2 separate regions of the Homo sapiens genome follow, and region 2 is linked to region 1. A link is a loop called in an ENCODE intact Hi-C map of the cell type or tissue named here. Cell type or tissue: sigmoid colon. All regions are shown on one strand. Links, peaks and the distances in the headings refer to the core of each region. The heading gives the core; the rest is flanking DNA. Region 1 overlaps LETR1 (lymphatic endothelial transcriptional regulator lncRNA 1). Region 2 overlaps MCTP2 (multiple C2 and transmembrane domain containing 2).

The links. Hi-C counts contacts between places; a loop is a spot of excess contacts. Peaks named below come from ENCODE experiments on the same cell type or tissue, not always from the same donor. Only the 100,000 strongest peaks of a DNase experiment are listed, where the experiment ranks them.
Region 2: a loop joins it to region 1, with 7 times the contacts of the local background. A loop is called at or near these places in 3 of 110 quality-filtered maps.

Annotation. Positions count from the first base shown.
Region 1 is chr15:95,281,758-95,298,521 of GRCh38, reverse strand. LETR1 (lymphatic endothelial transcriptional regulator lncRNA 1) reads left to right here. Exons shown (of 4, transcript NR_034095.1): 2 at 8,968-9,100; 3 at 10,054-10,220. Among named protein-coding and RNA genes, the nearest start is that of LETR1, 37 kb to the left of the region's middle. In sigmoid colon, for the core only: a CTCF peak has its summit at 6,407 (motif pointing right); no DNase peak of the experiment used is centred there; H3K27ac peaks cover 1,450 bases.
Region 2 is chr15:94,404,640-94,421,403 of GRCh38, reverse strand. The region is part of intron 17 of MCTP2 (multiple C2 and transmembrane domain containing 2); the gene reads right to left. Among named protein-coding and RNA genes, the nearest start is that of LINC02852, 180 kb to the left of the region's middle. In sigmoid colon, for the core only: a CTCF peak has its summit at 8,248 (motif pointing left); no DNase peak of the experiment used is centred there.

The DNA of each region.
Region 1 (16,764 bases), core at 3,085-11,084:
TCTCACCCAAAATTAACAATGCCATTGGAACCACTATAGAAAATTTTAAATGAAGACTAAAATCCTTTCTGCAGTCTCTCAAACCAAAAAGACAACTTCAGTTCAGTTCACCAAACTCTACCTGGCGCATATATATATATATATATATATATATATATATATATATATATATTTTTTTTTTTTTTTTTTTTTTAAACAGGCAAGTAATAAAATCTTGAGATATTACCAAATCAGTGAAAAATATGAGTACTTCAAAACTCCTTTCTCTCAGAACTCACTTTGAGGCAGAGCCTTTTACTACACTTTGTTAGGGAAAAGAAGGGAGAAAAGTAATGATTGAACTTATTTCTGGCCAGATATTTTACATATATCCTTTTATATTCTTCTCACACCCAGACAGTTTGATCACTTTTCACTTCAGAAGAGATCAGAGAGATAAGTAACTTACTCAAGGTCACAGAATCCACAGATCTGGGACGCCAACTCAAGTTCTTTTAGAATCCAGTTTGGGGCAATCTCTTCCAGCACAGAGTTTCTCAACCTTGGCACTATTGACATTTTGGGCCAGATCATTCTTCGTTGCATGAGGGCAGAGCTGGGGATGGGAATGGAGGTACCATCTGTGCATTGTAGGGTATTTAAGAGCATCTGGTGTTTCTCAGGTGCCAGTGGCACCCCCCAACACCACCACCAAATTGTGAGATGTAAAAATAACTTTATACGTTTCCAGACACTGCAAAATGTCTTTTAGAGGGGAAAAAAACACCCCTAGTTCTAGTATTTGCATATATCCAAATTGTTCCATGACAAGAAAAATAGTTAAGTGAGTTGATACTTGAAATAGATTATACTTCGGGCAATTTTTATTATAATTGTTTTTCGGGTACGTTGGAGATTTTGAACAATAAAACCAGAATTTTAAGAGGCCTGTAAACACAACAGCCTCTTCAATGAACAATCATACCTGCATATCTTCTAAAGTGAGGGATAAAAATATAGTGGCTGTAGTAGATTTGTGATTAGTTTAAATCGGAGAGGATTTTGGGAAAGCTCAGACTCCATTTTTCTAGTTATCTATCCAAACCCAACGGAAGAGGGCTTTTTATAATTAATCTAGTTAGATCCAAAAGCATTGAATATAGGCAGTATTTGAAGCAATTTTGAAATACATTTCTCACTTTGGGGTTGAGACATGGGTCACCAAACAGGCATTTATTTGGAAAGGCCACAGCAGCTGAGCCTATAAAAAGAGATCACAACTGCTTGGCCTTAGGAGATAGACAGTGTTTAAGAAGACTCATAGCTCACAATATGGTAAGTGGCTGCTTCCTACTACAAATGAGATGGATGTTTGCAAAGAAAAAGGAATGATGACCCATAGCTGAAGTGAAAAAAAAACAAAAACAAAAAACCAGGAGCAAATAAAGTGTTGCCTTCAGAATTTTGCAAAAAAACATCTGCTCTCCCCAGGTTACACCCAGTTGCCCAACTGGTACCTGCTCTCTGCTCCGCCAACCTAAGTGAGCCGGAACAGCTGCCTTTATCTTGGCAGAGACTTTAGAGGGGCTGTTCTGCCTGTGCAGTCTTTAAGCATTTCATATCTCTGTGTGGCTGGCCATGTCTGTATCAGGCAGTGCTCTGACAATAAAGAGCCATTCAAGTTTCCCTCTGTGACCTGATCCCATCAACACTCTGATACTGGAAAAATGCCATAAATACTGTTCACTCATTTTGTAGCCTGGAATAAAAGGTCTTTACAGGAAGTTATTATCAACGGTCTGTAAAGAAAGGGGTCAGAGCTTTGCTTCCTCCCTTAGTCGTGGGAGTCACCCCAGCCAAGTTGGGACAGGTGAAGAGGCTGCAGAGAGAAAGCCCTACCCGGCCTGGGGGGGCACCTTGGGTTCTCCCCATCCCCGCCCCAAATGACACCACCAAGATGACTCCATCATCATTACAGCCTGCGGAAACTGTACCTGTGGGAGATCCAAGAAAGGGGACAAAGCGGAGAGGAGGTCAGATGCAGAATGCAGAGATATGCCACACGACATCCTTCAAATCCAGAGCTGCAAACCTCAAAGCTCCTCTCCCTGGGAAGAGTGACTGCTTTCCCTCCCCCAGGAACTGTCCAGCCCCACCCGCTGGGCTCCCACCCCAGCCTCAGGACTCTCATTCTGTAAACTTGGTTGCTGAAGAAAAGTTAACTTGGCACTCATCTTAAGTATTGACTATCTGTCTTGAGGGTGAGGGCTGTAAATTCTCTCTCCTAAGATCCAAGTCGATTTGTTATCAAATCAGGCATTGAGAAGCTGATTCATTGCTATTCAGCGCTATGCTGATTTATATGCAGAATGTAAAACAGATGCCTTATGTGATACATATTTATGGTGAGTGCTGTTCTAGGAAGATTTATTACGGATTCCTTTGTCGGGGTTTGCATGAGCAGAGCCATGATGACTTGTATTTCCTCTCAGCTGCCAATGCCAAACTCATTAAAAAGAGGTGTGACTATTAATATACATTGTAATACTGACAGGCTCTAATTTATAACACCCTGGCTGGTTGGAGCATTCTCCTGACTTGAGAGGTGGTTTCTGCATTTCTTTCTCTGTTGCTAAATGGTACAAATAGAGATGTATATTCTCTCTTGCCCCCTCTCTCCTATTTCTCTCTCCCCTTGCTCTTGCTCTCCCTTTCTCTCATCCCTTTGTCTTTTCCAGTCGTCTAAGTGAACTCACAATCTGCTGAAAAAGCCAAGTACTGCACTACGGAGATCTTTTTTTTTTTTTTTCCTTCCAGGTCAAATATGCCAGGGGTTTATAACAGTGTAGAGCTGCGCTTTAATGCCCGTAAACACATGTTAACGGTGTTATTCTCCATGCTGGCACGCTGTCTCTCTAGGCTGAATTAGCAAAGAAGAAGTTTGGAGCAGGCCATGTCAAGCGTCTTGGCAGTGGCCGTGTCTGACATGAGGCTCCAGAGTTGAAGAACATATGTTGCCCGGTACAAGGAAATCTGAAATCCACTGCCCAGAGGGCAGCATTGGGGAGAGACGCATGACTAAGAACAGGAATCCACAGCAGATGGGGGCAGTTAATCAGGTGAAGGATGAAGGGAAATGGATTGTTACCTGGAAGAGCTGGCAAAGGAGCCTGGGGCTGATTAGAAACCCCTCTCTTGGGAAGAGGTTTGACCAGGGCTCTTGGAAGGCATCAGAGGAATGACGTAAGACAAACAGTGTGCAGGAAAATCACTGTTTATTCCATCCTAAATTTGAAAAAAACTAGTTCCTAGACAGAAAAATATCAGTGCACATAGCAAGAGTTTTTATTTGAGTGTTGGGAGCCCCCAAAAAGCACCTTTGAGAGAGGATGTGGAAAGTCACCGTCTATAAATGTGTTTTTAGTGAATTCACGAAGGATGTTTTGGCTAAAATTGATTTCTGTGAAATCTTAAAAAGCTGAACAGACAGAAACAAACAAGCGAGCCTCCATCTTTCCACGTGAGGCAAGCCAGCAGGGATGGACCATGAGGCACTTCTCTGGGTACAGAATTTAAGGAAGCACCAAAAATCTTAGTAATCAAGAGAAAGAATATTAGAATGAAATATACTGAAAAATCAAAATGAGTGCAAACAATCCATGACAAAAAAAATATCAAAGTTCAGGCCGGGCATAGTTGCTCACGCCTGCAATCCCAGCACTGTGGGAGGCCAAAGTGGGAAGATCATCTGAGGTCAGGAGTTTGAGACCAGCCTGGCCATCATGGTGAAACCCTGTCTCTACTAAAAATGCAAAAATTACCTGAACATGGTGGCACGTGCCTGTAATCCCAGCTACTCTGGAGGCGGAGGCACGAGAATCACTTGAACCCAGGAGGCGGAGGTTGCAGTGAGCTCAGATGGCGCCACTGCACTCCAGCCTGGGCAACACAGCAAGACTCTATCTCAAAAAAAAAAAAAAAATTGTTCATAGGCTTCACTCACCTCACTCTAATCCCAGGCAAGGCGAGGAAAACATCCTCTTTTACATCTGTGTGCCCTTCCCTGTGTTGAGCACAGTATCTGTTAGTCAACAGCAAACCATTCAATAGTGGATGAAGATGATGGTCATGGCAATGATTTGACCACCGATGAATGATTTCAATATGAAGCTACCCTTACATCTTTTAAAATCAGTATAGCTAAATGTCACCAAATCATTTTGAAATTGGAGCTAATTTTTTATTAGAAAATTAATGGGGGTTAAAAAAGCATTTTTTTTAGGTCAAAAGAGTTTTTCTAGGCAACCCTGACACCAGAAATTTCTCCATTTCATCCAATGTTTAACCATGTATTTCTAGAAAATACCCCTATGGAAATTTATGGAGGTTTTATGTTGAGTAACTTAAAGTGAAATACATATGTAATCCATATGTATGTAATATATGTATATTTAAAGAAGCATCAAAGTCCTCTTACTGCAAATTATAGGCAGAGTTATAGGGAGTGCCATATCACGGCAGCAGGAAGCAATGTGTGCCTGGGTAAGGAGCCTTACCGTTCCAATGTTGTAGCATTTTGAGTTCTTTCAAGATAATGAAATTCTGCAGCAAGGAGAAAGAAACACTGCGATTTTGCCACACACCACAAAATGTTCTATGTTTCCCATTATAAAAAAAATACTGGCATCCAAGATCTCCTAGATATGAATAATGTTTGCCTGTGTGAACAAGGATGAATTTTTTTTTCCTCTAATTAAACTCCCATGAGACTCAAGCTGCTTTGGAGTTGATCTTACTCAGAGAATGCTTTTCTCCTGTCCTCCCGCTCCTCACTCTCCTCTTCCTCCTCCCCTTCCAGTCTGTAGAGAGCTTCCCAGAACCCCACTCAAAATCTCAGTAATGTCAGCAGCCTCTCTCAAGCCACATGGCGAGGGTACAGAGCTAGACAGCAAGACAGCAAGATAAGAAGTGAGCGCCTCTCTGTCCCTCTGTGGACCTGTGGTTCCCTGGAGCAGTTTTTAAAGAAAGGCATAGACTGACATGGTTACAACCCAGTTGACATGTCTCACAATAAGAAAAGCTACCTAGTGTATGAATTGTTGTTTTGGACTATTCTTCTTGAGTAAAGCATTTGCCTTTTATACTGAAATAGATCAAACAATAGCAAGAATTCTGCTTTAAAAATACTATTGATTATTTGTTATCACTACAGCCATAGCATTCTTTTTGAACTAACTCTGACTGTGTCATTTGAATGCCAGCCAACACACCATTACAAGCCAGGTACTCACCCTGCAAAACCAGTCTGAAAAGAGAAGGCTGGCCAAAGGCTACTCAGATGTAGCCTGGTGGCAATGAGGGCTCTGGAAAATGTGTAGCTGTGACTAGAAATCAAATATGAGTGAGGAGAAAGCCTCTCTCTTTGTCCGAGGGAGTGATCACATGTTGACAGCTGGAATTTACATGGCTCCTTATTCAATAAACTAGCGCCTTCCCTGCATTCCAACATCAGCAACACAATAGTGGCACAGAAGCAAACTGACACATTACACATGGTCCAGCTGTCCCGCCTGTCCACTCTCCACGGATGCCTCCTCCTCCTCCTTCTCCTCCTCGGTCTGTCCCGTCTTCCTCCAACATGGGGTTTCACTTCTGCAAGATCTAAACACACACTCATTGGATGATGCCTATATCATGGGTGCTTGATTTTGTGTGCCTTCCAACACTTGCCTGCATGCAAGATATGAGTTCTACATTAAAGATGAATAACAAACAAGCAAGAACTCAGGATACGATAAAAACTCAAACAAATGTCTTCCACTTCATTGTCAGCTGAAAAAAAAGCTGTGCGTGATCAACGTTTCCCACATCAAAATCTTTCGGACATCACAAACCCTTACTTTGGGTGTGCGTGGTTTTCTTTATGAACTTGAACACAAAGGGAATGTGACCTGTGGAGTAGTAAGTGGTATAACTAGTGCAAATTGTTTTTATTACCTCCTGTACAAAAAATGGTCATCTGAAAAGAAATGTGAAGTTCCACAGTATCTGACAGTATACCATGCTTTCTCTGAATATATGTGTGTGTGTGTGTGTGTGTGTGTGTGTGTGTGTATAATATTATAATTTTGGCAACACCATGCACTTTTTGGTTAATAGCTTCTATTAAGAAGTCCCAAAATTTTCCCAGAAGGAATGTTGTATTAGGGACAATGTCTGTTTATAGTGGTGATGTATATTGTTTGGCAAAGCACAGCAGAGTACACAAAACATACATCAAATGACCCTGTGCCTCGTAAACCTGTCCATTCAGTCTAGAAATTTTCCTGCTTAAAATATACACTTTACAGATTATGACAAAACTCATCAGTAATTCCCACACTGCTCTATATCCTTAACATATGGAAAAGGAGGGAAAAAGGCATTACGTGTTATGAAGCAGCCATTAAACTTTAATCTCTACCACTAGGGGGCAGAATGCAGACTTTTCTAAACTGACTGCTAGGCAATCAACCATCACATCATTGTAACATTGAAGACACTTCAAAAAGACTCAGATGTTTAACTCTTGTGCTAGTGATCATACATTCATATTGGGCTGCAGGCCAAAAGAGAGAAGAAAAAAAATCCAGAGACTTGCGGCTGAAAAGCTATAAAGTGGTGAATTTTACCTTAGAGCAAAACCATCTTCAGTGACAAATTTCAAAGGCCATATGTATGTGATTTTCATGAAAAGCAGACGACCCTAAATTTCTTTGTTTAACTGGAAGCGATCTTCCTTACAGAACCAGCGGATTCTTTTTTCGTAATTCCCCTTGTTTATTGTGCTGTTAGAAAATTCACTTTCCTTTTTAGCGCTACAATCAGGATTCTAGAAATGCTATTTAATGCCAACGGGTATTTCATTAACACCGCCACCTCCAGCATCTTCAAGGATATCACCTCAGGCACAACGTTACTGATGGAGAATGTTTAGAGTATTCTGATAAAATAGGGTTCTTTCTTTTTCCTTTTTAAATTAAATCCTCCAACGCAACCTTTATTCTATGGTAACAGCCCGATGTTCCCTATCAAATTTTCCCAAGACAGGACATTACAGTTTTTCCCCTGTAATTAAAGCCACAAATGTCTAAAAATGATGAGTCAATAGGATTACAGACATTACTTCTCACAAAAAATTGAGTTTTGACTCACATGTCCTATTGAGGGGATTTGCGACTTAATAGCCACATATTTCAATTTACTTTTTAGGCCCTGTAACCACATAGTTGTAATATAGTTTAGACTATTGTAAAAGCTGAGAAACACACCCAAACCTAATCAGTGGCAGGTTTCCTAGGTTAATAAACTTAAGGAATAGTTTTGGGGTTATGGGCAGGGTTCACTTGTCAGCTAGACATTCTGAGAGTTTGCAAATTCAAATTCCAATACATTTGGTTTTTTTCAAAAAGGAGACGACTTTTGCTTAGTTCCTATTTTCATGAAATTGTGATCCCAGGAAAGCTGGAAAACCCAGTGAAGTGCTGGGTTTGACATTGTCCCTGCCCCCACCTGTGCTTTCTTTTAAAGCAAGGTGTTTCCTAAACAGAGATAGTGCCGAAAGGAGACACATATCGCTTTTTGCATCAGGAGTGTTACTTGATATGTATCAATATTTCCTGTCAGCGCCAACAAAGCAAAATCTTGGGCCTTACGGTATCCTTAGATGGCTAAATATTATTTGCTTAAGTCAGCGCGTTCCAGACCCTTTATGTGGCCTGACAGTTGATTGGGAGAAGTCCCACGAACTTTCTTAAAGTGTGCAGTCATCCGTTTGGCGGCCGGCTCCGGGGGTTCCACATGAAATCCTCTTTAGATAAATTCATACTTGCACAGGGTGATTAGCCTTACAGCTTGGTTGGCTCACTTATCTTTAAAAGCTAGACTTCCATGATCAATGTGGGCCTGAGATTGTCTTCCAGTAACTACCTCTGCTGCGATCTCCAAAGCTCAAAGCTGGTGAAGGAAGATGCAACCTAAAAAAAAAAAAAAAAAAAAGAAAGGAAGAAAAAGAAAAGGAATTCTTTTTTTCTGCTCAAAGATGACAGGCTGAAGTTGACAACCTAATCCTTCAGGCTTGTCTTACTTACTGAAAGGCTCAAGTAATGTCAAAGGAACCATCTGATAACAGTCTACATGCCAAACCTAACAGCTTTATTGCAACAAGAAACTTTCACATTAAATTTCCATGTGTTTTCTCTCCACACTCCTTCTTAACTTTACAGCACACTCCCCACCTTTTTTTTTTCCCAAAGAAAGATAAGTCTTCCCTGCTGCAAAAAAAAAAAAAAAAAAAAACCAACAACAACAACAAAAAACAAATAGAAACTGCTGTATAGGCCAGCTGGGATATAGTCAAATTAGTGGATTATTATTACCTTGGGGACATTAGAAATCAAGTTTGTTATTGGCAGTTCCTGTTTCTGTAAGAGCTGTTAATAGCTAAAATTTAAAGGGTGTTTGTCGATCAACAGAATGTTATTTTCTTAAGTGGGTAACTGCCATTTTTCTTTTTCACGTTGCTCCTGCTGCTGCTACCTGGCACCAAGTTTACCTAAAAGTTCAGCCTCCCTTATAACTAGAAATAAAGCCAGTTTTCACAGAAACATAAAGCACACCTTTTTCTGGACTTACAGTTGTGACCTAAGAGAGCAGGTGTATGAGTTAGGAGTCTCAAACTAAAAAACCTTTTAGAAAATGGTATCAACTTGTTAAGCACACTTGAAAAGATAATAAATACAGACATTGTAATATAAGTAAGGGTGGCTCATTCTTTTCGTGTTCTCCGGGTGTTATATAAAGAATGTTTTCAGTAAAATACAGATCCTTCTGTGCTTACACTTTGTGACATTCTTGCTGGGACAGTTTTACATTTTGAAGCTAAACAATTCATTTAAGAATTTTAGCTCAAGTCCATGGTTTTTTTGTTTTGTTTTGTTTTTGTTTCAGTTGACGATGGTCGTACTTCTCCATGTTCTGAGACCAGTTTAAACAAAAACAAAAACCAGACAACAACCTTGCAAGGGAAAGAATTCAGAGTAAATAAACAGTCTTTTTCTGGGAAGTAAAATATTTCCCTAAGGTAAGTTACTTTTCCAAGGGAATTACAGCATATCCCAATGTGGACTAACAGGCGTTTTCTTCTGGTCTGATTAACATTTAGGAAAAAATAGATTCCTGAAAATAGCCTATTGTGTAATTATGTGTCTGATTGGAACAGCAAAATGTCTTTGTTAAACATCTTTTTAAAAACCAATTTTACCATTTCCTTCCAAACATTTGTTAATTTAATTGTGTTAACCCTTGCATCCACATTATTGGTCATGTGGCTGGATTGATTAAGAACAGACAGGGATATAGATTTCCACCTACAGAAACTCTTTTCAAGGGGTTAATCAGCTGGTAACTTGAGTTACAAATATATTGGGGAAAATGGTACTTTTGGTAAGATTTCTCACAGTGTATTCTTCAGCTATTTTTGAAAATTATACCCACAAGTTACATCACATCTGTAATAAACTCTGCACTTCAAGCTGCAGAACCTTCCAAGATATTCTGTGGAGTTTGTTGTATTTTCCCCATTTCTATATTTAAAACAAATTTCCTACCCATCCACCCCCTCCTTGAATTCAGGGAAACACAAATAACTCATAAGCTTTGCACTGAAATGAGTTTGTTTTGCTTTCATGCCTAGTATTGCTTTTGAAATTGTTCAGCAGTAAAGAAAAGAAAAAGCTGCTGGTATTAGCTTTAAACAACCGCCACAAACATATTGTCTTCCTATTTATTCTAGGTTTTCTTTCAGCCAAAATCAGACTTGCAGAGTTATTCTAGAGCAGTTGGATGACATACAAAATCACAACCACCAAAATATACACTATATCTTTATAATGGGTTTTATGTACTCACAGATACACACACACACTATGTATATATTAAACAAAAATATGAAATTGACTCATTACAAAAGTAACCATCCGGGTATGTGAAAACTAAGAATTGTGACTTTGATATTAAGATATGTCCATTTTGCAGATGGAGAAATTGAGATGAGAGCTCATCCACAAGATTACCCATCAATGAGCACCAATAGCAACCAAATCCACTAGAAGACTGGGAGCTTTTAAGTCAAGAAACTTACATCAGTATCATCATTCCAAGAAGCGGTATCCAAGCTGTTTTATCGAAAGTGCGCATGGGAGGTAAGAGTTGGGAAAGATATCTGCAAACTAAATCTGGGGGATGCCTCTTCTTGAGGAGCTGGGGAAGAATAACCATGCTCAAGAATGTTCCTCTTTTAACAGAAACCCCTTTCTGAGGCACAGACCCTGCAGGCTCTGAAGAAATAGGATAGATTATTTCAGCTCTCTCAGCTTGGGAAGTGTGTTTGGAAGAGCATCTTCCTAGCTGCAATAATAAACAGCTCCAGCTGCAAGAGCTTTGCTAAACAAGCCTGGGCAAAACCGTTGGATTCCTTTCCTTTGACCATCTTAGATTTCCCCTGCAAGAGGCAAGGCAGGGAGCCTGCCCTGGAAATGTCCTCCTAGCCCTGCCCTGTGCAGCTCTGCGCTTCCCCAGGAACACACTCCCTCCCCCAGTCCGCCGCCCCACTTTTGTTTTATTTACGAATATGTTGCCAGAATTCCAATGAGTTATCTATTCTGTGGCCCCTTCATTTTCCCACCGAGGCCTTGTCGCCGGCTGACTCAGGGTCCAGTCGCAACAGTGAGAAGAAAAGAAGAGAGCAAAAGAATTCTTTTCAACTTTTTTTTTTTTTATGTTTCACTCATTTCTCTCTCTGTCTCCCCCAGGCCTCCTCCCCTCTCCTGCTCCCTCGTTCCCCCCACTCCCCAGCCTCCTAGGCTCTCCTTTACCCCCTTTATGTTACACGATCGCTCAAATTGAAGCTCAGGAGGGTCCTATAGGGAATGCATAGGAACCCTGGGAGAAAAAAGCCCCCAACAAGCTATACACCAGATGTATAACGTTATATGGTCAAACTGGCAAACACAAAAGCTGAAAAACAAAAGGCGTGAATTAGGGAGACGCATTCAAAGGCGTGTTTTCAAAACAGCCCGGCCAAGAGCCTGGATCCCCCTCCTGAGACTAAATGCTTGAAAGAAAAGGTGCTAAAGAAAGAAAGGAAAAGAAAAAAAGCCCATTTTTTCTAATTAGCTGAGGCCTAACAGGCGCTGAATTTCGCAACTAGTTTTCATCAAGGGGGTTGTGGCTCGTGAAACTGAAAAAAGATGCTTTTGAAACCTGTGATGTAGGCCCTTTCTCGGACCAGAGCTGGTCTCTCTCCTTGAGCTTTTTTCTCCCCCTCGCTTTTTGGGTTCTGCCTTGCTTCATATCTTGATCCCTTTTTTGCACCCTCCCCTCAAAGTACAAATATTATTTGGGCTTAAAAAGAGAGCAGGAGGGAAAGCCACAATGGCCCTCCCCGCCCCTCTTTCTGTCTGGTAGGCAGGGGGTTTTCCTTGCCAGCAACAGTCCTGAGTCGCTATGAATCTCATTCCAAAGCTCCGCAGAGCACCAAAGGGGAGGGAAAAGGTGTCACTGCAGGCTGAGAGTGTGTGTGTGTGTGTGTGTGTGTGTGTGTGTGTGTGTGTGTTTTCTGTAAACGCTGGGCTTAAAATTAAAAACCCTCCACTACTGTGATTTTAGATATTTGGAGGATGGTCTCTCGCTGAGCGTTTTTGCAAATGCAACTAGGCAATGTTTTCTAGGCAGCAAGGTAGATTCCCAGAGCAAAAGGTTTTGCTCCTCCTGCGCTTTCAGAAAGGACACACACAAGCAACCTGAATTTTTTTTTAATTCTGATTTGAAGTGTATAAAAGGATGTTGCAACCAGAGAGTTACTAGTCTTCTGCTGCATGAACAAATTATGAACTTGCATTCTTCAATCACATTTCTAATAGGAAAACAAAGCAGAACTCGTGGGTGAGAGTTGGTGGGCCGCCTGCGTTTGGAAGGGAGGCAACTTTAATTGCCGTGCTGTCTGGCTCGGATCCCTGTGGTCCTGCGTGGTGTGTTTTAGTAACAAACACTTGTTCTAATGAATTGGCCTTATTAGGGGGCTCCTCATATTCTTTTATAAAGAGCAGAGCTATTCTGAACTTCTGAATGCAACAGTCTCTTGATATTCTCACACTGAAGGCTGTAGTGTGGGATTGCATTCCCTCTCCTGTATTTTCATAAGGCTCGTATTTTTTAATGGCAGAAGAGTGAGCAGTGGTAGAAAGGTAAGAAAACTACAGAGCTTGCAGGTACCTGCCATCCATGGACCCAGGGCCATCAAAGAGGCTTGCAAAATCATTATGCTAAAGATGTATTTGCCTTCACAGCTGAACAATCCGGATTTTAGGTCAGTCACCTCCTGGCACATTTAAAAAAAAAAAAAAAACTCATGGCAATGGATAAAACAGATTCATTAGCTTTGATTAACCTTCTTTAACTAGAGTTAAAAACCTGCCGTAGGCAGCTCAGCTACCAATGCAGCCTTGAAGATACTTTATCATGTTTAAGACCCAATTACTGTTGCACTGAGTAAGAATAAAACATCACAATAAAATGTGGTACAAACCGCAACTCTAACGCACACAGCAAATAATCATTAATTTACAACAGCAACTTTCCCATTTCTATGGTTTTTCTGATGGCTGCACTTAGTTCAAGTTGAATACCTTGGAATTCGATGCTGATATGAGAAACTAGTTCCCCAGCTGTATTGACTGATGGCTTTTTTTTTTTTTCTGTCTTATAGCTTTAGTTTGGAGACTCAGAAGACTCTTTTAAAAATTTCCAAGTAAAATAAAAAAGAGAAACTAAAGTCAAAACAGGGTCTGTGGAACTAGGTTTATATAAGAGACAGGGAGGGAGAGAGAGAGAGAGAAAGGATTAAAATGGTTGAAACTTTAGAATTTTATAACAATTTCTTATTAATAATTGGAAATATTTCTAGTTAGAAGTTGTAAATATTAAAGAAACACAGCCCAGTAAAGTCAGCATTGAGTTAGTTCAAAGAGTTATCCGTATGATATGCAAACTTCTTGAAAGAGCTACAGTGAGGTCTATTTTGTGCATCTTGTAAGAAAAGAGAGCTTGAGAAGAACTCCAGCACACAATGAGTTAATTTTGGACAGGATTTGACTGAACAGGGAATAATGAACAGTGAGATACTGCAGCTTTCAGGCAAAACAGAGTAACAACAATTAAAAAGAGAGAGAGGGGATAAAGGGAGAAAACAATCTCCAGTCAGTTAACTAACAAGAGCAGCCCAGTGTTTGAAACAGATAAAACAGAGGCCACCAGGAACGCTGCTGCTGCTGCCGCTGCCACTTGCTTTATGCCTGGGTGTGGAAAGCATTACAACATTTGTGAGCCAACTGTTTGTGGGTTTCTTCTCATCTGCTTTAAAATATTTGGTTTTGCCGTATTTCCATAATAACCACAACCACACTCTCCTCTCCAAAAACCCCCCACAACAACAGATGTGTGTTCTAAAAGGAAATAGAGACACTGATATAATCAGACACTAGTTAGAGTGCTTTCATACTAAATTCTCCAGCAAATTCACAACAACAAAAAACTCTCAACCACTGATGAAATTAATCTAAGATCCTTGATTATTTGAAGTTCTAAAAGTTTCCATTTTGCATTTTGTTTTTGAATGTATAGTGCTTTATTTATCAAACTGCAGCGTAATTTTCCCTTCAGTTTGAGGCTGCGATTGTGAAACAAATAAATTGAAACTTAAGGGCCTGTTCTCTCCAAATTTAGTTCCATTATCACTTTAAGAATGCATGCTACTCAATGATACAAAAGGGATGTATGTAGCTGGTTATTTAGTTGCTAACTCAGCAATATGTCAGTTAACACAGCACTCCCTTGTAAAACTCCTTTTACAAGGTTGTTTTCTCATTGGAAGTCTCCATTTGTGTATTTGTGTACCTATGTGCGTGTGTGTGTGTGAATATCGGATATTACATGACAGCAAGATATCTTTTAAATATTTAAGATTTACAATTTTAAAGAGAGAAAACAAGAATAAAGTTTTGCAGAAGCTTAAAAAAAATTTAAAATCAGTTCACACTTTGAGCTAGAATGGGGATAGTAGTGATATTTCAAATATATTAATTATATGCCTCTCTCATAGCTATGATATTCTTGTATGTATTGATATGCACTCACTTAAAGTATATTATGTGCTCTACATAATATTAGATATTCTAGAGCATTAAAGAGCATCAAATGCATTTGGTTGCTCTCTACAGTAAGTAATTTTGGCCTTACAGAAAGTCATTTGGCCACAGTGAAGTAGCCTTTAACTGTGTTTTACTTGGAAAAGTTTATTTAATCGTTATCCTCTGCACATACTCTTAGAACATGTCCATATAACAAAATTGTAGTTGAGGGAGGAAAGTAGAATTGTGAATTTAAAAAAAAAATACTTATGGTAATGATCCTTTTGGCTTCCTGCCTCTATATAGAAGCTGGAACCACTTAACCCCAACCTACAGGTCCAGCCCTGACATGACTGGAACTCATCTTGACCTTGGGTAAGGGGAATTCAGGGAGCTGTAGACCAGGAGTTCATCAGCCAAGCGTGAAGTCCCCTTGGCCCCTGGACAAACTCTTCTCTCATTTCTCGAGGCTGGGCTCAAGGTTGATTTCACAGGACAAGGCTTTAACTCCTAGTCCAGTTTAATGTGTTTCATCCTGCCCATGTGCCCAAGTACAACTCATTGCCTTGTTTTCCTGTATAGTACCCCTATTCTGGGCACCCTACAACAGGTTCTCTTAGAGTCCTGCCAGCTCTCCCATTTCTGGGGCTCAAGACTGGAGATTCATGTGATCTACTGTGTTTACCAGATGCCCTCCATCTTGGATCTCTACCCATGTCTGTTGCTAGACAGCCGTGGAGCCCTATTTCACATTGTTGCTTAGTTATCCACCAGTCAGCTACTCTTGGACTTCCTTAGAAGCCCAAACTTTTTACAGATCAGCCCCTGGTGATTGGTCAAAACTCCAGGTTCCGGCCAGTTCTGCTCTAGCTGGTCTCTCTCATAACCTTTTGAACTGGGCAGAGATGCTAGCACAACGGGTAAAGAAAGATGAAAAAAAAAAGCAACAAAACTATAATCAAGATTGTTGGAATCTTCAATAGGCTTCCTTCCACATATCCCTTGCCTTCATTACCTTATATTAACATTCTCAAGTTCTTCAGTATTCATTATCTTATATTAACATTCTTAAGTTCTTGAGTATTTTTGGAACTATCCAGTCTCTAGTGGTTATGCCAGTCATTGTGTCTACCAGAGCTATGGGAATTTTGTCTCCAGCTTTCCAGTCTACTCCCAGTGACAGCCCGGCAGAAAAAGATTTATAATCTCAAACCCAACAAGGAACATCAATGAATGTTTTATAAATTCAGTAGTCATTTGCAACAGTCAGTGACAGAGGCAAGCTGGCTAATTTCAAAAGGGAGTATCCCCCTAGTCTGATATGTGGGCATTTGGAGGAGTGGGGAAGGCCTTGTCCTGAGGCTCCTCTGTGTACTGTAAAGAAATAGAGCCCACAGCATGTGCTCTAGAATCAGACCACGCCAGCTTCCTCCTAATAAGCTGCCTCTGCATTCCTAATGTGGAAACGAACATGAAGCTTCACAGCAAGTTATTATCTTAGAGAAGGCCCACCTGGATGATATCAGTTTTCACTGCCAGACCCTCTTAATAATTGGCCTTTGACACATATCCAGGTGTCGTCTTAGATCATAAACACCTAAGTAGCTGTAGGAACAGTGATTTGAATAGCAGCCCTTTGCAAATTTCCATCTTAAAACTTTTAAGTAAATCGTTCTTAAGCCTGACTGCAATTGGAATCACTTGGAAAGCTTAAAAATAAAATGCCCAAGTTTCACCCACCAACCTGTTGAGTTCAATTAGTCTGATGTGAGGGTACACATGACATCTCGATTAGGAGAGGTTCAGGGATTGCTAATATTCCACCAGAATAGAAGACACTTCTTTACATCTTCAGACAGCGAAATACCAGCACAACCATTACTCTGCTGAGCAATGGGAAACCCAAAAGGAGTATATACTTTCATCTTCACCCAAGGTCAGTTTCTTATGCCTGTAAGATCAGCGCTTTCTCCTCTGGTCAGCTGACAGAACAGCCTCACCTACTCTAAGTCACAACCTTCTCTGAGGACCTAAGCTGTATAATTAAGGCACAAGTACAAGTCTTTGGGCTTTCAAGGCAAAGTTCCCTTAAGTCCCAACTCACCCTTGCTAACTACCTCTCTGATTTATGGAAACCAGGCTCTTCCTTTGCTGGTCACCAGAAGCCTGACTTATTCAGAACCACTGAAACCCATCCTGTCCCCTCTCTTTTTACTGTCTGCTTCTATTCTTTGATAAGCTGCTGAAACATACTGCTGTGAAAACTGCTAGTAATTGGGCACAGTTAGATTAAGGAAACCCTTCAGGTAGCCTCAAGGTCAAAAAACTGCTTCTTATGCCAAGATCCTCCCAATGACAACATCCTTTAGAGGAGAGACCAGTTTTTCCTTCTTCCCTGCTACCAGTTTCAACTCCAGTCTGTTGGAAGCTTGACTTCCAGGTCCTGGAAAGCCAGAAGCCAGAAAAAGATTTATTACACATTAGTTCAGAGAAATAGAAGTGAAATCTTCTAAGAACTAGAAAAATTTTCACCGATTATTTCCTCATCCTTCCTCTGCCC
Region 2 (16,764 bases), core at 4,817-12,816, 880 kb after region 1:
TCTTTGATAATTTGTCACAGCAGCAAAAGAAAATTAATACAATTGTACAGGCATGCATCTGAGATCTTGTGAGTTTGGTTCCAGACAACCACAACGAAGCAAAAATCACAATAAAGTGAGTCACACAATTTTTTGGGTTTCCCAGTACATAATAAAGATTATGTTTACACTGTGCTACAGTCTAGTACAGTGTACAGCAACATATGCAATGGTAAGTTGCAACATTAAGTATGCAACAGCGTATGTCTAAAAAGGTGAAGTAAATACACTTTAATTAAAAACAGTTCATTGCTAAAAAAAAAAAAAAAATACTATCATCCGAGCTTTCAGTGAGTCATAACCTTTTTGCTGGTGGAGGGTTTTGCCTCAATGTTGATGGCTGATGACTGATCAGGGTGGTGGTTGCTGAAGGCTGGGGTGGCTGTGGCAATTTCTTACAATAAGACAGCAATGAAGTCTATCACATCAATTGACTCTTGCTTTCATAAAAGATTTCTCTGTAGCATGTGATGCTCTTTGACAGCATCTTACCCATAGTAGAACTTCTTTCAAAATTGGGGTCAACATTTTCAAACCCTTCCACTGTTTTATCAACCAAGATGGAATATTCTAAGTCATTTGTTATTTCAACAATGTTCATAGCATCTTCACCAGGAGTAGATTCCATCTCTAGAATCCACTTTCCTGACTCATCCACAAGAAGAAACTTCATATGTTCAAGTTTCATCATGAGATTATAGCAATTCAGTCACATTTTCAGGCTCTACTTCTAATTCTATTCTTGCTATTTCTGCCACATCTAAACTTACTTCTTCCACTCCACCCTTCCAAGTCATCTGTGAAGGCTGCAATCGACTCCTTCTAAACTCGTGTTAATGTTGATATTTTAACCTCCTCCCATGAATCACAAATGTTCTTAATGGCATCTAGAATGGTGAATCCTTTCAAGAAGGTTCTTATTTTGTCCAGATCCATCAGAAAAATTCACAATCAATGACGGCTATCATTTTACAAAATATATTTCTTTAATAAGACCTGAAAGTTGAAATTAGTCCTTGATCCATCAGCTACAGAATGGATGTTATGTTAGCAGGCATGAAAACAACATTAATCTCATTGTATATCTCCATCACAGCTCTTGAGCAGCTAGGTACATGTTCGATGAGCAGTGATATTTTGAAAAAAATCATTTTTTTCTGAGAAGTAGATCTCAACAGTGGGTTTAAAATATTCAGTAAATGATGCTGCAAACAGATGTGCTCTCATCCAAGCTTTGTTGTTCCATTTATAGAGCACAGGCAGAGTACATTTAGCAGAATTCTTAAGGGCCCTAGGATTTCTAAAATGCTAAATGAGTACTGGCTTCAATTTAAGGTTACCAGCTGCATTAACCCCTAACAAGAGAGTCAGCCTGTCCTTTGAAGCTTTAAAGTAAAGCATTTTCTGTAGCTATGGAAGTCCTAGATGGCATCTTCTTCCAACAGAAGACTGTTTCTTCTACATTGAAAATCTGTTGTTTAGTGTAGCCACCTTTATCAATTATCTCAGCTAGAACTTCTGGATAACTTGCTTTTTTGTAGAAATGGTGCCAATAAACTTGTTAGATGCAGGTTTGCACAAATTTTCGATTTGTAAAAAAAAAAAAAATAAGCAGTATGTGCAAAGTGCAATAAAGTGAAGCCTGATAAAAGGATGCCTGCCTATATAATGTAAAAGAGGTGAAGATACATAGGGCAACTATGAAAGGCTATTTAGACTGACCAGAAAACTAATTCTACACTTTCGGAAGAAATCAGTGGGTGTAGGAGGTGGCATGTTCTTCCCAGTCAAGGTCCTATTTAGAGAAAGGGAAAGAGACACCAATAATGGAAGAATGGCCTTGGCAAATCTCAGCTTCATGAAGCTCCAGAATCAAAATGTCCTTTCCTGCCCTGACTCTCCCTTTCCTTCCCTGCCCTCTAATAAAACCTTCATATTTCCACTTATACCTCTAAGTCATGCTCTCGGTACCATAATATAAAGAAAGGTTACCAAATCAAAATTCTTTAACCATTTGTTTTCTTAAGATCCATGAGCAGTGAAATGTACTATTTCTGGTGTTTACTTGACATTGTCTTTGACTAATTCTATGTGTCATAAAGTGACCTGGTCAGTTAATTAGGGGAATATCAGACTTGGTGTCTGGCTCTTAAAGACACATTTCCATCCAGTAGTTCCAGTTTGGTGTGGGTATAACCCCATCTGGCCATTTATTCCCAGTGCTTTTGTAGGCAGACATCTCGATTATATGTTTCTCGCTTTTATTATCCTCTATGACTATTTAAATAAACAATGCATATCATTTTCAAACTGTCAGTTTCACAGTATAACTATACTGAACATTTCTATGAAGAATATGGCTGATCCATTCTAACTTTAAAGAAAGTACATATAAAATGTATTATCTTAATATTAAATATAAATTAGAGGCTTTTAGACTCCGTTGCTCTAGACATGAAGTTTTTGTTGACTTTTATTTTCCTCTTTAGAATACATTAATGGACATTTTTAAACAGGGGGAAAAGAAGGCTTCTAACCTGTATCATACATTCACTTCTTATTAGTTTTTATTCTCTTAAATGTGAAGCATTTATTAAAATTCCATCCCTTTAATGTTTACATCATGCTACTGGCCACACTATATTCTACATTTTGTGATGATTTCATATAAATGGAAAAGTCAAACAATCACCTATGCCCCAATAAAAATCCCCACACCGCTCATAAAGGCAGAAAAAGTAGTTTAAAAAGTAGAAAAGCACTGAACTAAATGAAAGAGAAAAAGCATCTAATGTGCTGCACTATTGGCTTTTTCCCCCTAGAATGATCATAATTTCAGGTCTAGAATCAGACAATAAATTTCTCATTATACGTCTTTGCAGAAGGTGGTAATTGAGCAGTTGAAAGTCTGATTTTGGTAAATACATCTTTCAAAGCCATCAGCAAATTCTCTGCTCTGATTAAAGGAAGGGAGAAAAAATCTTCACACATTTATTTATTCTCCATAAAGGTAGGTAGATGAAGAGGTCAAGAACAAAATTCCATTAAATGTATCGATAAGTGTCTTACTCATTTCAGAAGCGTAATTTTTGGCACTGTGGGGCCCTCCATGGGAGAAGTCCAATGGGATTCTAATTGGACTGTAAGTGGACAAAGCATTCTCTAAGAGTGTTCTCTGACTTTGCTCACATGAACATTAGGCTGCAATTGTGACTAAAAGCTTAAACATAACACTTACGACTTACTCCTTCATGACTTACTCCTTTATGTTCATAGAAAGATTAGATCAGAACGAACACAGAAAAAAATGCTCTGGGTAATAAAGCAAGTGTATCTAATTAGCATTAGTGCAGTGATAGAGTAAAGCAGTTCGCTGTATTAAGTTACTCCACTTGCAGCTTTATTTCTGGCACTAAAAGAAGCAGGCTTGCAGTAAGTTCACATTAAGCCTGCAATAGCTCTGTACATATTCAATGTGTTTAAAACCGACTAAGGTACCCGAATTCAGGAACCCTCCAATAGTGATTAGTGAGTGATGCTATTTATAGCAAAGTACAATTCCTTTAGGAATCATATCAAGAATGTCTTGGATGGTCTCCCGTTACTCAGATAGACTACCTATTTGCTTAATTGAAAAGCAAAATTGTGCTTGTATCAGAGCCACACATACTTGCCACTAAAAACAAGAACGATGCCAAGGCTTGGATCCTCCTTTCCCTTAGAAATGCTGTTAGGAGTCTTGAATTTATTCTGATCAAGAGGAGTCCAAGAAGCTTTCTTACAATGCTGAAACATCACCAGCGCTCAGGAATAAATCCAAAATATGGTCTTAAAACATGTGCGCACACACACACGTACGTGTACTCACTCAAACAATCTTTTGTGCACCAAAATAAAAGTTCAAATCAAAACCCAGCAACTACAAATTCAATTTTTGACCTGTTACATTCAAAATCTGTTGCATCCTGTAAATGAAGGTGCTCTAAAGAAAACTACTGAAGCACTGATTATCCCATTTAAAGATGCTTCTAAATTTTAGTGTCTTTAACATCAGATAAAAATAAAAAATTTGATGGCATAAATAGAAAATAAAGTCTTTCTTAGCTATGTTAGGATCAGATCCTGTTAAGCACACAGTGAAAATATTTTTAAAAGCCCTCTAAAAACCAGGAGGCAGATGTTCAGGTAAAACCAAAGCCAAGGGATTGTTTATTTTAATAAAGCTATTATATGTGTAGACCCAAATTAGGAGTGGCACTCAGGCCAGGAGATGTCTAAACCATCACCACCTGTTTGCCCTGAAAAATCAATTAAAGTCACACTTTCATAGCAGCCCCCTTCTAAACAATAAAACTTTGCTTCATCATGAGACTTGAGGCGCTCAGAGGGAACATGTTTGAAACCTAAATCCTTAGTCTCACATTACTTATAAACTAACCACAGTAAAAACAGCCTTCGGGGTAGTGGTAGAAATGGGAGGGAGAAGGAGATGACAAAGACGAGGAAGGGGAGAAATCCCTTTTCCCATTTATTTCATACTGACAATCATACCTCCTTTTGGTGAATTCCAATAATTTCTTCAAAGGCTCTATTTTTTTCTTTTCTTTTTTCCTCCTTCATAACAGAATTCTGCACTATATTTTCTGTGCAATAGAAGAGATCCAACTTTGCAAGTTGAAAGCAAGGGCACTAAAGCCATCGCAAGTGTTTTAGTAATTAAACGAATATGCATAATGAACCATATGCCCAAAGGGCCTGTTCTTCATGTGGGCCAGATTTTTGTTTGAATTTTTAATTTTTATATACAGATGAAACATTCAGTGTAATCTACCAACAGTGTGAGATAACATGCAATCAGAGAAAGTGCGAGGGACAGTCCACGCAGAAGCAGGAACAGGAGAGACTACAGAAATGCTCTTCTGAAGATTTTGATTCAAATGTGTTTTCCCCCTCCAGCAATTGTTCCCGTCATCTGCTCAGAGTCTTCAAGACACACATATAATGAATACACTGACAGCTTTATACAGGATGAGTAAAATACAGTGCCGTCAGCCGAAAAGTGTGAAAATCTCATGGGACAAACAAGAATTTCTTTAAAACAAAAAAAAAAATCCTTCTACACCCATCAGTCAGACTACCATCTTGAATTACAGGGAATCCTTGCAGGTCTCTTTCGGAAGCTACGTAAATATTATATTGCAGGCTGTAGGACACATATATTAGCAATTTGAACTGATCTAAGAGGAATGCTTACTTCTCAATGATGCAACTGTGCATAGTGGGTAGAAAATGCTCGAGGTGGAATGCAAGCTTGCACTCCCCACTCCTTCCTACAGCAGCAACACAGACTATGAATTTAAGGAGTTCATTATGCTCTTCACAAACAGACAGCTCCCCGATATTTCCTAAACTGCCATTGGGAAAGAACTAGTAAAACCTTTCTTTAAGCTTTTCAGTGTCATTTAGGAAACACTGAGTTATAATCAAAGCAATATAAGAGATACAGAGTCTGATAAAATTGCTATATCAGCTCTCCAGACACACAAGATTGAGTTAGGATTCTCCAATGCAGAGAGGAGATCTTTTTTCAAATGTGTCTGTGTATCATTTGAAGTTTACAATGATGGTCTGGACAAAGTTATCACGTCCTAAATGTGGGTTGGTCTTGCATATGCCTAATTCAGGGGAAACATCTCAGAATGGGGGTGTGTTGGGAGGGGTGAGGTTGGGGGGACGCACCGAGGGAATCCTAAAGTTCACCTATTTTCTACATATTTAGCTGAAATAATAACCTAAAAGGAGAATGCTGCACGGGGTGTTATGGCACTGCGAAAGGATTATGAAAACAAATTTGATCAAAAGTCAAAGTGAAGCCTTGGACCCTTTTAAGCCCCGCTTTGGAACACAGAGATGCTGTCGTTTTCACTATGTAAACACCAGAAATGGAATGCAGAGCATTTAAAGAGCAAGTAACAACGGTACGGTAAATAACATCTCTTATTGCTTTCACTCCTAATTCAGAGTTTATGCCTTTGACACCGTCTAGGTTACTTGATCTAGTGGTCTCAGTGGAAAGACAGATAAACTTCAACTGCAGGCAGAAGACAAAAATTGACAAGGAGCGTCACCTTTCCTGACTGTTTAAATCCTTTAAGGAAGTGTCTGAGCAATTAGAGAGGGAGTGTAATCTTTGCAGAGTGCATTAACACTCTGCGACCTCCCAGACAATAGATCAGACCTCAGACACATAATGCTTCCCTAAGGCTTTTTAGCCAGTGTATTTGATCTCTTAGTCACTCCTGTGTTACTGTAGGTATCATCCACATAGAAGGCATTATTCATGAGCACTACTGTCCACTGACTCTCAGGCTGGACTGCAGTCAAGCAAAAAGCAGGAAAGACACCATAATTCTCTGCAGCACTTCCTGTATCTTTAAGATGGAAGCTGGTGGTAGGTCCAGATCTCTGGAAAATATTCTTTCACATTTATCTTTAAGCTACGAAGTCTGTAATGTAAAAAAGTGTATTAGCAACATTAATACCCATAGGTCATTAGATGATCATGGGGCGTGAATGGAACCAACCCCCAAAACATGCCACACTTTTTGTTTGTAAAATGAACTTCATAAGAGAGTCATTGGGAAAAATACCATGAGTGATAAACAACACTGGAATATGCAAAAGAAAGCAAAGGGGGAAAATCAAATAAAATCCTTGCACTGCAAGCTTTTAAATCTTCATCTATCCTGCAGGTTACTCTGCAGGACACACTAGTCAGGCAATAACCTATTTCCTGATGAACACGTCCTGTTCCAACTGCTAATCTCACAGTGGAAGCTTGGCTTTTACCATTTATTATAAACATTTTCAAGAACTGCTTACCACGATGTATTTTTTAACGGATTAGATTTTGGTCAGCTGCTAACAGAGCAGAGAACTGAATATTTTTTATATGAAGGCTGCAAAATAGGTTTTCAGAGTGTCTGACTTGCATTCCACTCCTCTCCCTCATGAGTAATTGGAAGAACAATTGAAACAGAATATAAGAAGGCCAGAGGTTTCTTTTCTTTCTTTTTCTGCCTCTTCTATTATATCATAAAAAAAATTCTGGATCCAAGGGTACAGCATATAAGACATTACTGGTTTGAACTTTACCATAAGACTTAGGGAAATGTTCAGAAGAAAGGCAGAGACTGCAATTCACATAATTTGCTCAAGACCATCACAGTTATCTGTTGATGACACTCAACATCTAAAGCCTAAAGTGTTTAAACCAAAATAATTACATTTTCTTAGAATCAAGGCAGCTCCACCTTGAAAATGTACACTGCAAAGGTTTTCTAAATGAGACTACAAGAAAATAGGAAAGTTGAAAATTAGTTTTATCCTTTAGAGTTTGCATTTTCAGATTCAAACTTAAAAAACCATAAATGAATATATATAGTCACAAAAAGCAATTTAAAAACTCTTGAACCTTAACTAGCAGAAAAGAAAGATCTCCTGTCTTCCAAATGCTTTCACTTTGCTTTGACAATGCCTCATGCCCAAAATAACTAAAAGAATTGAAAAAATGTTATCATATTCACTATGTATTGTCTAATGTTAAAAATATACATATTTATGTTTTGTTTTTATCCCTAGATAAAATAGCTTTCAAGAAATTTGTGATCCTAGTCACATTAAAACTAACTTGAAACACCTAACTAAGGGAGGAAATGGCCTCTGGAAGCAACTAGATTTGATACTATGATATGAAGGAATGTCTCTGTGAACACACACACACACACACACACACTCAGCGTCATGCCTAAGCAAGCCATGTCACACCCAAGAGCAAAGGCCTTTATAGAAGTGAAACCTAGCCAATGACATAAGCATCAAATTTTAGCTGCAGGTTAAAGAACGTAAAAATGAAATTAAAAAAAAAAGAAGCCTTAAAATGGTTATTTTCCTAATGAAATCTGTACCAACTGGGCAGTAATCTGGATCTTATTTCTTCTGCATAAGGAAGAATGTGCTACAGAATATTCAAGAAAATTATTATAAAAACAGAAAAGTACACAACATGAAAATTTGAATTTTTTTTACTAATGTAATAATTTCTGCTTATAGACGATTGTATCAAATTAAAAATAAATTGCTGAAATTAAAATCCCCAAGAAGTAGCCCACAGAAATTTACCTTAGGATTTTATCATTTATGAGTTTCTATCGCCACCTGCAGGACTATCTTTAAGTAAACTCAAGCGATTGCCAAGCTATTTGTTATTTTTCTTTCCTTTTCCTTTTTTCTCTCCCTCCTCTTATTCCCCAACCCTGTTTTTGATTAAATTTCCAGGAAATCAATTTTTTGAAAACATGTAGATTATCAAAAATGTAAAAATCGCCAATGAAATGCAAAATCAAATTTGCCGAAAGAGGTGCAGTTAATGAGGCCACAGTCGGCTAATTTTTTTTCACAGCTAAACACACTATGCATTTTCCTATTGTGAAAAGTAGAATTTGGGGATGGGGGTAATGAATTAGCCTATAAAAGTTTCCTTGCAAAAAAAATTGAGGGTCTCGGTGATTTCCAAGGAAAACTGCTCTTGCTATGGGACACAAAATGTTTATAATTGCATGTACCTAGCTTAACCCAGAGCAGAAGAAATGTGGCTATTAACAAAGGCATACTTAGCTGAAGAAGCAATACTCTATTCCTTAAAGAGAAGACAATGTAAGACAAGGCTTCACTAACAGCATCGCTAAAGCCTAATAAAGAGCAAGGTTTTAGAGCAGAAGTCAAAACTTAAACACCTCCCAAACACAAAAACACCGTTCATCATCATCATCATCCTTGTCATCATTGTGATCATCGTTATCATCTTCATTACTCTCATCACCATGGACACAACATTTTGATGAGGAAAATTCACCTGTTCCAACGGAAGAGTCAGTCAAGTGAGCACGAGGTAGCAATACAGATTTACATCTCCCTACGGCATGTTACCACTCTGAATAGCAACTCCACAGACTCACAAACTATTTTTACTCAAATGTAAGACCTGAGGGAAAATGTACCTAAAAAAAAAAAAAGCAGAGTCCAAGGATCCTGTGTATATGCAGTTTGTACTCAAGAACTAAAACCGTAATTTCAAAGTTTATGACTATACAAGCCGTGCATTGTAAAAGTAGTGTAGGACTGAGAATCCTCTATTCAAACAAATGAGGAGGCCTTGGGAAAATCACTTTCTGAAGCCTGCAGCTTTCTTCTTCCCCTCAGACTGACCATGAAAGCCCCTCCTACCTCATTCTGTGGCTCCATCTTTCCTATATTAAAAACAACAGCTGTTGGGTCTTGCCTAACACCAATGGGGCCCACAAGTATATTTCTGTTTTGTTTTGGGTTTTTTCCTTGACAAAATGAAGCATCCCAGACAATGAATTAAAACAGAAATTTTAAAGAGCTTGGGAAGCAATAGAAAAGTCATTTTAAAAGGCCAAAACCAATATGGATTTAGGTAATAAGAGAATCCCAGGGAGACTAGAACAGTCAGTAAACACTGTGCAAGAGCAAGGCTTAGATGATTACATATTGAACCTGATTTTGATTAAATATCAAAATCTTTTTTTTTGTATACGTGAGATGGGGATGATCAGGCTTTATAATAAAAATCTCCCTCTAAAACACATCTGTTATTTAAAAAGCCAATGACACAACCCCTAGATAAAGGGAGCAGTAACAAAACACACCTTTCTAAATCATAAATCAAATGGCAAAAGTACAACACGCTGTAGTAAACCCTGACCAGACCACAAAGAAGGCTTCTCTCCATAAACATCAGATCAGGCAGCTAGAACGATTACTGGGCTCTCTAGTAACTGTCACCTGTGGTGGGTCTAATTACAGGCTACCCCAGCAAGCACGCCCACATCACACAGCAATAAAAGGGCCCTCCGCTTGCCAAGCACAGCCAGACAATGGCGAGCACATGCCACCTGATGGGGAGCCCCAAAAGATCAGCCAGAGAGACTAATAAAAATGACAGCTTAGAAACAAATGACAAAGCTCAGACTGCAAAAAAAGAAAAAAAAAAAAAAAGCAATATCAAATTAGCCAGATATCTAAGTGCTGAGCATGTTCTTCAACAGGTCAAAACCTACATAAGGAATTGGTTATAACTGTTTTCACACACACCAGGTCCCCCTATTTCTAAATATTCTTTTCTGTTTTTGCATCACACAAAATGTTTGCACATCCAGGTGTCACATACAGAAACAAATGAAAGGGGAGAAAAGGCATTCAGTTCTGAAAATATCAAAAATAGAATCTTCTCAGATTCAGGGGCTGTGATGGCAGTTAGAGATTTTCCAGCTCTCTTCCTCCTCCTGGCTGCCTTTTGGCCATTTTGCTACTAGTTAGCACAATTCCTGGATGGGCAGGATCAAGAAAAAGCCAGAAAAATGCATAACAGACAAGAATATGATGAAGCTGCCAGGTTGTTTTTGGATTTTAGCTACTGATGCGGCCACAGGCTATTATGATCAACGGAGGTGTACGAATAAAAAGAAAGCAACATCTGGTAACAGATGATTTTCACTAGTTCTAGCACCCTTCCAAGAAGCATTGATTAGATGCCTACTGTGTACCCAACATTATCCTAAGCAGTAAGGATATGCACAAAGATGAAAGACTGGGCCTTTGCCTTTCTGCAGCTTGCAATATACTAAAACAATCCTTCAATCATGAGGCTGTGTTACACTGCATAACTATATAACACATGACATTAACCGGAAGTATTAAGTCATTGAAATAAAATACCTCTTCTTTTTTTTTTTCTTTTTTTGAGACGGGGTCTCACTCTGTTGCCCAGGCTGGACTCAAACTCCGCCTCTGTCTCTGAAAGTGCTGGAACTATAGGCATAAGCCATCTATTTTTGACATGAACTGAATTTATTAGGTCAAGCATGAAGAGTATCATCATAGCCTTGAGGGAGAACTCTGCTTGGCATCTGGTGGTTAAATAGACATTAAGTAGCCCTGGAAATGATTGACTCCTGAACACCAACCACAGCACACAATACCAAGCTTTGCATTTCCACCCTGTCATTGAACAGGTTCTCAACAAGTCCAGGTCCACAAAAACAGTTTGCAATGAAATAGCACATGAGTGTGTGTGTGTGTTTTAGCGAGGCCTTTCTCTGAATTTGAAGAATACCATCACCCACCAATAGTTATATCAGATAGCAGTAATTCCTACCCATACTTGTAACCCATTCCATGTTTTTAAAATATTTCCATGCTTATGACCTAATTTAATTCCCAAAGAGCACATTTTTTCTTATGATATGCTTGTTTTCAAATATAAGGGAGGATGATAGAAGAAACTTGGGGGAATAAAGTAGGGAAACTAAGGAGGTGAGGAGGGCTTCTGGAGAGAGGCAGAGTAGAGGGGATAAATGGGGTGAGGAGGAAGGAGAGAGAGAGAGAGGGAGGGAGGGGGAAAGGGAGGGGGAAAGGAAGGGTGAGTGGAAAATAGGGGAGGAGGGTTGATAGACTTACGAGTGCTCAGTATGAAAATTCATTCCTGCATTTCAATATCTAGCAGTGTACTAGATACTCGAAACCATCACTGCTTGTGGGAAGGGGATGGAGAAGAGGGAAGAGAGAGGAGGAAAGAGGGAGGATCGGGAGAAGGAGCAAGCCTGAAGAAGGTGGTAGTCAAACATCAGCTGCATTAAGTTGCTACACGACCTCTGGAGTCTTTTCTTTAAGATTGAAGATCCTAAAATCTGGATCAAGCTCAGTAGGGTATCTCTGGAAAGCAGAGTGAATTAGACTGCACTACTTGGGATCTGTAAAAGACAAGGAATCCGTATTAGTCAGGGTTATCTAGAGAGATGGAACTAATGGAATAGGAATATATATATATTCATATTTGAGTATTATCATAGCCTTGAGGTAGAGCTCTGCTTGGCATCTGGTGGTTAATATATATGAGTTTATTAAGTATTATCTCACACAATCACAAGGTCCCACAATAGGCCATCTGCAGGCTGAGGAGCAAGGAGAGCCAGTCCGAGTTCCTCAACTGAAGAACTCGGAGTCCGATGTTCAAGGGCAGGAGGCAACCAGCATGGGAGAAAGATGTAGGCTGGGAGGCCAGGCCAGTCTCTGTTTTCACATTTTTCTGCCTGCTTATATTCTAGTTGCACTGGCAGCTGATTAGATGGTGCCCACCCAGATTAAGGGTGGGTCTGCCTTTCCCAGCCCACTGACTCAAATCTCCTTTGGCAACACTCTCACAGACACACCCAGGATCAATACTTTGTATCCTTCAATCCAATCAAGCTGACATTCAGTATTCACCATCACAGAATCCTGAAAAGAAAATTCAGAGAAGGCAGAAAATATGTGCTTGCAAGTGCACACCAACAGAAAGCTCAGAAAAGGCAGTGGTAGTGACACAGGGTCCCACGCAGAGCCTGGACCTACACACAAAAGGGGGAGCTAACCATTTACATCTACCAGGCTATGTGAATATGGCTGTGCTATGATTACAATAATTGAGATCTAATGTTTACTAGTCAAAATTGGAATGCTCCAAAAGAATAAGTGATTTCAGTCGATCTAGCTATGATTCTGTCTGGAATCACAACTCACAAAATTGAAAATATAAACATGAAAATATGCTAAAATAGTTAATAGTGTCCTTTTAAATTTTTAACAGATAATCTTTTTAATGCGATTACTGTAATTTTATTAAATTGCATAATTAGTTAATGCCTGAGAACCTGCCAATAGAAGGTGCAATTATGTTGTAAAAATTATGCTCACAATATGCAATGATGGATTGTTCCTATTTTAAAAAAGTGCTGAAAAAAACTTTAAAACATTTTGAAAGTATATTATGTAGTCCTTCATGAAAAGGAAGACTAGGGAAACTATCTTATATATGTTAAAACCATAAGATGCCAAATATTTTAAGCATTGAATATACCTATATATTTTGCATATATGTGTATATGGTTCTGTGTGTGCACTTATATATACACACTTTTAAGATGTCTAAAACCCCTCTTCTTCTGGTTATTGTAACTGAAATTTCTTTTTTCCAGCTTTACACAAATACTTTTAATTTTTGAGCATCAACTGCACACACACCTAGCAAATGGGCAGCGATGTCTGCTCTGCACATCCAGTTGTGACTTCTGGTGGATGTCATAGCCAATGAAAGAGCTTAATGAAATGCAGGTGCATTTCGTTGTGAGTAAACTGGTGACAGAACTTAAAGTAAATCTTTTAGACACAGTTAACACATAAATATCGAAAGCATCAAAAAGACATTTGACCAGCATTATTTAATGAGTCGAATCTCAAAACAGTGTTGCATTTGTCATTTGTACCAAAGCAAAATGAATCTGAATGTTTTTCGGTCCACAGAGAAATCATGGAAAACAGCAGTCCTCAAGGCCTTGCCTTTGGTTTTTACTAAACTGCTTTCACAAAACATTCAACAGAGCAACTTTTAATTTCCCAAATGTCCTCTGCTTCTTCGTGTTCATGCATGTGTGTGTGTGTGTGTGTGTGTGTGTGTGTGTGTGTGTGTGCACAAGTACATGTGTGTTGGAAGGGTTGGCTCTATTACTGCTACTGTTGTTTTTAAGTTCTATGTGAAATTACTTCACATTTTCTCAATATTCTAGGATCTCTAAAAGCTAAAAATTCTATATATGTTAAATATGGGATATTACCAAGCGAGTGGACAGTTGTATTTTTTAACTTTATTGAGGGAGAGGTTGATTGATGCTTTAATTTGTGTATCATATTTCAGTCCTTGTCAACTCTGAAAAGTAAATTCTTTATTTCCCTATACTCAAAAAATCGGAAAAAAGTCACAGATGTTAAAATCATAGCTTTATGAAGATACTCGTTGATATATGGTAGATTTAGATTACTTTTTAGATCAAACATCCAAGTAAAAATTTAATAAAGCAAAGAATCCATCAATGCCCCACAAACTTGCCTCCCTTGATACAATAGGTGTGTGCCTGAAATATCGGTGGAAAAATGAAACTGCATAAATGCAATTCTATGTTAAAAGCATCAGAACTTTGCTGTTTAAAATCACCTTCTGATGATGCCATCTGTCAAGTAAATAATATTTTAACATATGAAAAATGCATTTATATAATAATATAACTTTAGGACTTTTAATAGACAACATTGGGGTTTATAAAATATAAGTATGTCATAACAAAACACCCATACATGATTGGATCTACCAATATAAATATCACAATGCAAAGTTATCTTTTGAGAACAAATTTATCTTTATTATGATCAAATAATGTATTTGCACTGAGACACTGGGTATATAAAATAGAGATCCCCACTAGACATATGGGCCTATCTCTTTTATAGCTATTATTTCAAGATATTTTAAAGGAACATAAGGGGTGGTTATTCTCTTCTACCCCATCCCTTTTCTGAACAACTTGGAATACTTAAAAAAAAAAAAAAAAAACAACTGAAAAGTCCAATGCCTTCCATGATCCCTTCCACTAGTTGTTTTCTGTTTTTACTTTCTTCTCCCCTTGAAAATCCCTCTACATCATCTAAAAGCATTCCTCAAAGGTGGGGAAAAACAAGTCAGACTGTAATTTGGGACTCAGTCTAGAACCAAGGCTCTAGGGTTTTTCAAATTATCCAGCTGGATTCCAAGGATGCCAAATGCATGTGATGCCCAGGGGCTGGGCATTTCCATGTTTGGCTTCTTTAATTTTGGTCTCATCATCACTTGTGAATAAAATAACTGAGCTAAAGAATTATTCTCGCCCATGTAATGAGGGTTTCTTTCCTGTATAGCATCACAGCTTGGAACAGGCTTAATCCCCACACATAATATCTAAATACAGATCTGAAACAATCAGTATGGTTGGTCCCGGTGTCACTATGTAAATACAAGGACAACAAACATTGCATCCTGGGCATCAGTGAGAGGCAGAATAGCTGAAGGGTTAAGCCTGCACAGACTAAAGCAAGATGGCCTGGGTTTCAATTCCACCTCTACCTCATACACACACATGAGCTCTGTCACTGTACTTGACCTCTATAGGCTTATTTTTCTCATCTGTAAAAAGAAGATAGTAATCACCACCTACATCAGCAGGTTGTTGTGAGAACTAAATTTATAAAATCCTTGGGACAGTGTCTAAGCACTGAAATAACATGAACTATGAATAATAGTTCAAATAGTCAAAATCTGTGTGGGAATGGCCATGTACACGTCTTGTGTATGTATATAAATGTATATACATGTGTATAAAATACCACATATATTTACAAATCTATTCATAGGGAAATATACAGGTGCACTTACTTCAAGGCAAAATATTTCAGTTCTATTTGGCCTCATTCACTAAGTCAACATCTCATATTAATTTGTTTTTCAAATGGGAAAGTCAAGAATGTTACTTTCTGAAGGAAGAAAAAAGAAAAAATATATCCTTAATTTAATATAACTAAGTAAACCTTAGAAAAGGCAAGATACCAAAATATCTGAAAAACATAGGGGAAAGAGAAAGACCCAGAAGACAAAATGAGAAAGATTTTCAATGTTCATCCTAACAAGAAGAACTGAGTCTATAGAAACTTGACTTGGAATGGTCTGACCACCCTACAAATGCCCATGTTTAATTTCTTATGATAACAATAAATTCAACACTATGCAGCAACATTAACATAGCAGGTGCATTACTGATAACTTTCTTCTCTCATGTTGGGAATACAACCACTCCTGTAAGTGTAGCAGTGATAAATCGCATGGTAGAGGAAGGTGATGCTTGGGTCATCTAGCAAGGTGAGTTCTCTCACGTTTGTCCATCCACTTCTGACGAGACACCATGCGGACCTAGATCTTAAGAGCCTGCTTTTCTTTAACTGCTGCTTTCAACAAGATACGATTATGTTCATGCACATGTACATAGGCATCCATGGAAAACGTATGGTTTGCTTTCATAAAGTCTTAAAATTGACATTGAGAATAGATTAAACATGATTCTGCAATGTTCATGTTTGTATCACCTGGAGCTAGAGTCTAGAACATAAAGTTAATATTTTATGTTTTCTCAAAAAACAGAAGAAAAACACATCCCTTCAGTTCTGCCCTTAGTTTGTTGTGTTAGCATCACTTCCTGTACTGTCACAAGAAGAAAAGCCCCACCAGGGACTGGTTCAACTAAAATAGCTCCTTTCACACCTGTGTAGCAAACCCTCAACTATCACATTCGCTAATTTCAATTAGAGGACCTGACTACGGGTCATTTAATAAATCCTTGGCTTAAAACCTTGCTTCAGACAGCGCCTCTGTTCTGCCCTGTCATGCCAAGGCGAGCAGTTGGAACATGAACAAAGTGTCACAATGACGAATAAAGACACCAAGCAGCATTCTGTCAACAGATCACAGGAGAACATCCGTCAGTGTGTGTCACCCCTGACAGATATGGCAGTTGCATAGTGAAGAAAGGCAGAGGAGAGCCTGGGCTTGAGGATCCAACATTTTGCAGAAAGACAACCCATCATGAAGCCCCACAGACTCGGGGACACAGCACTACAGCCAGGGCAGCCCCCTAGGTGTGCAACCCGCCCCGCCAATCCAGTCCCCTACAGACAGCTAACAGGTCTACAGGCAAGGTACATAAATGAAGGCGTTTTCAAAGAAAAGGACATGAAAGCTTGGCTACC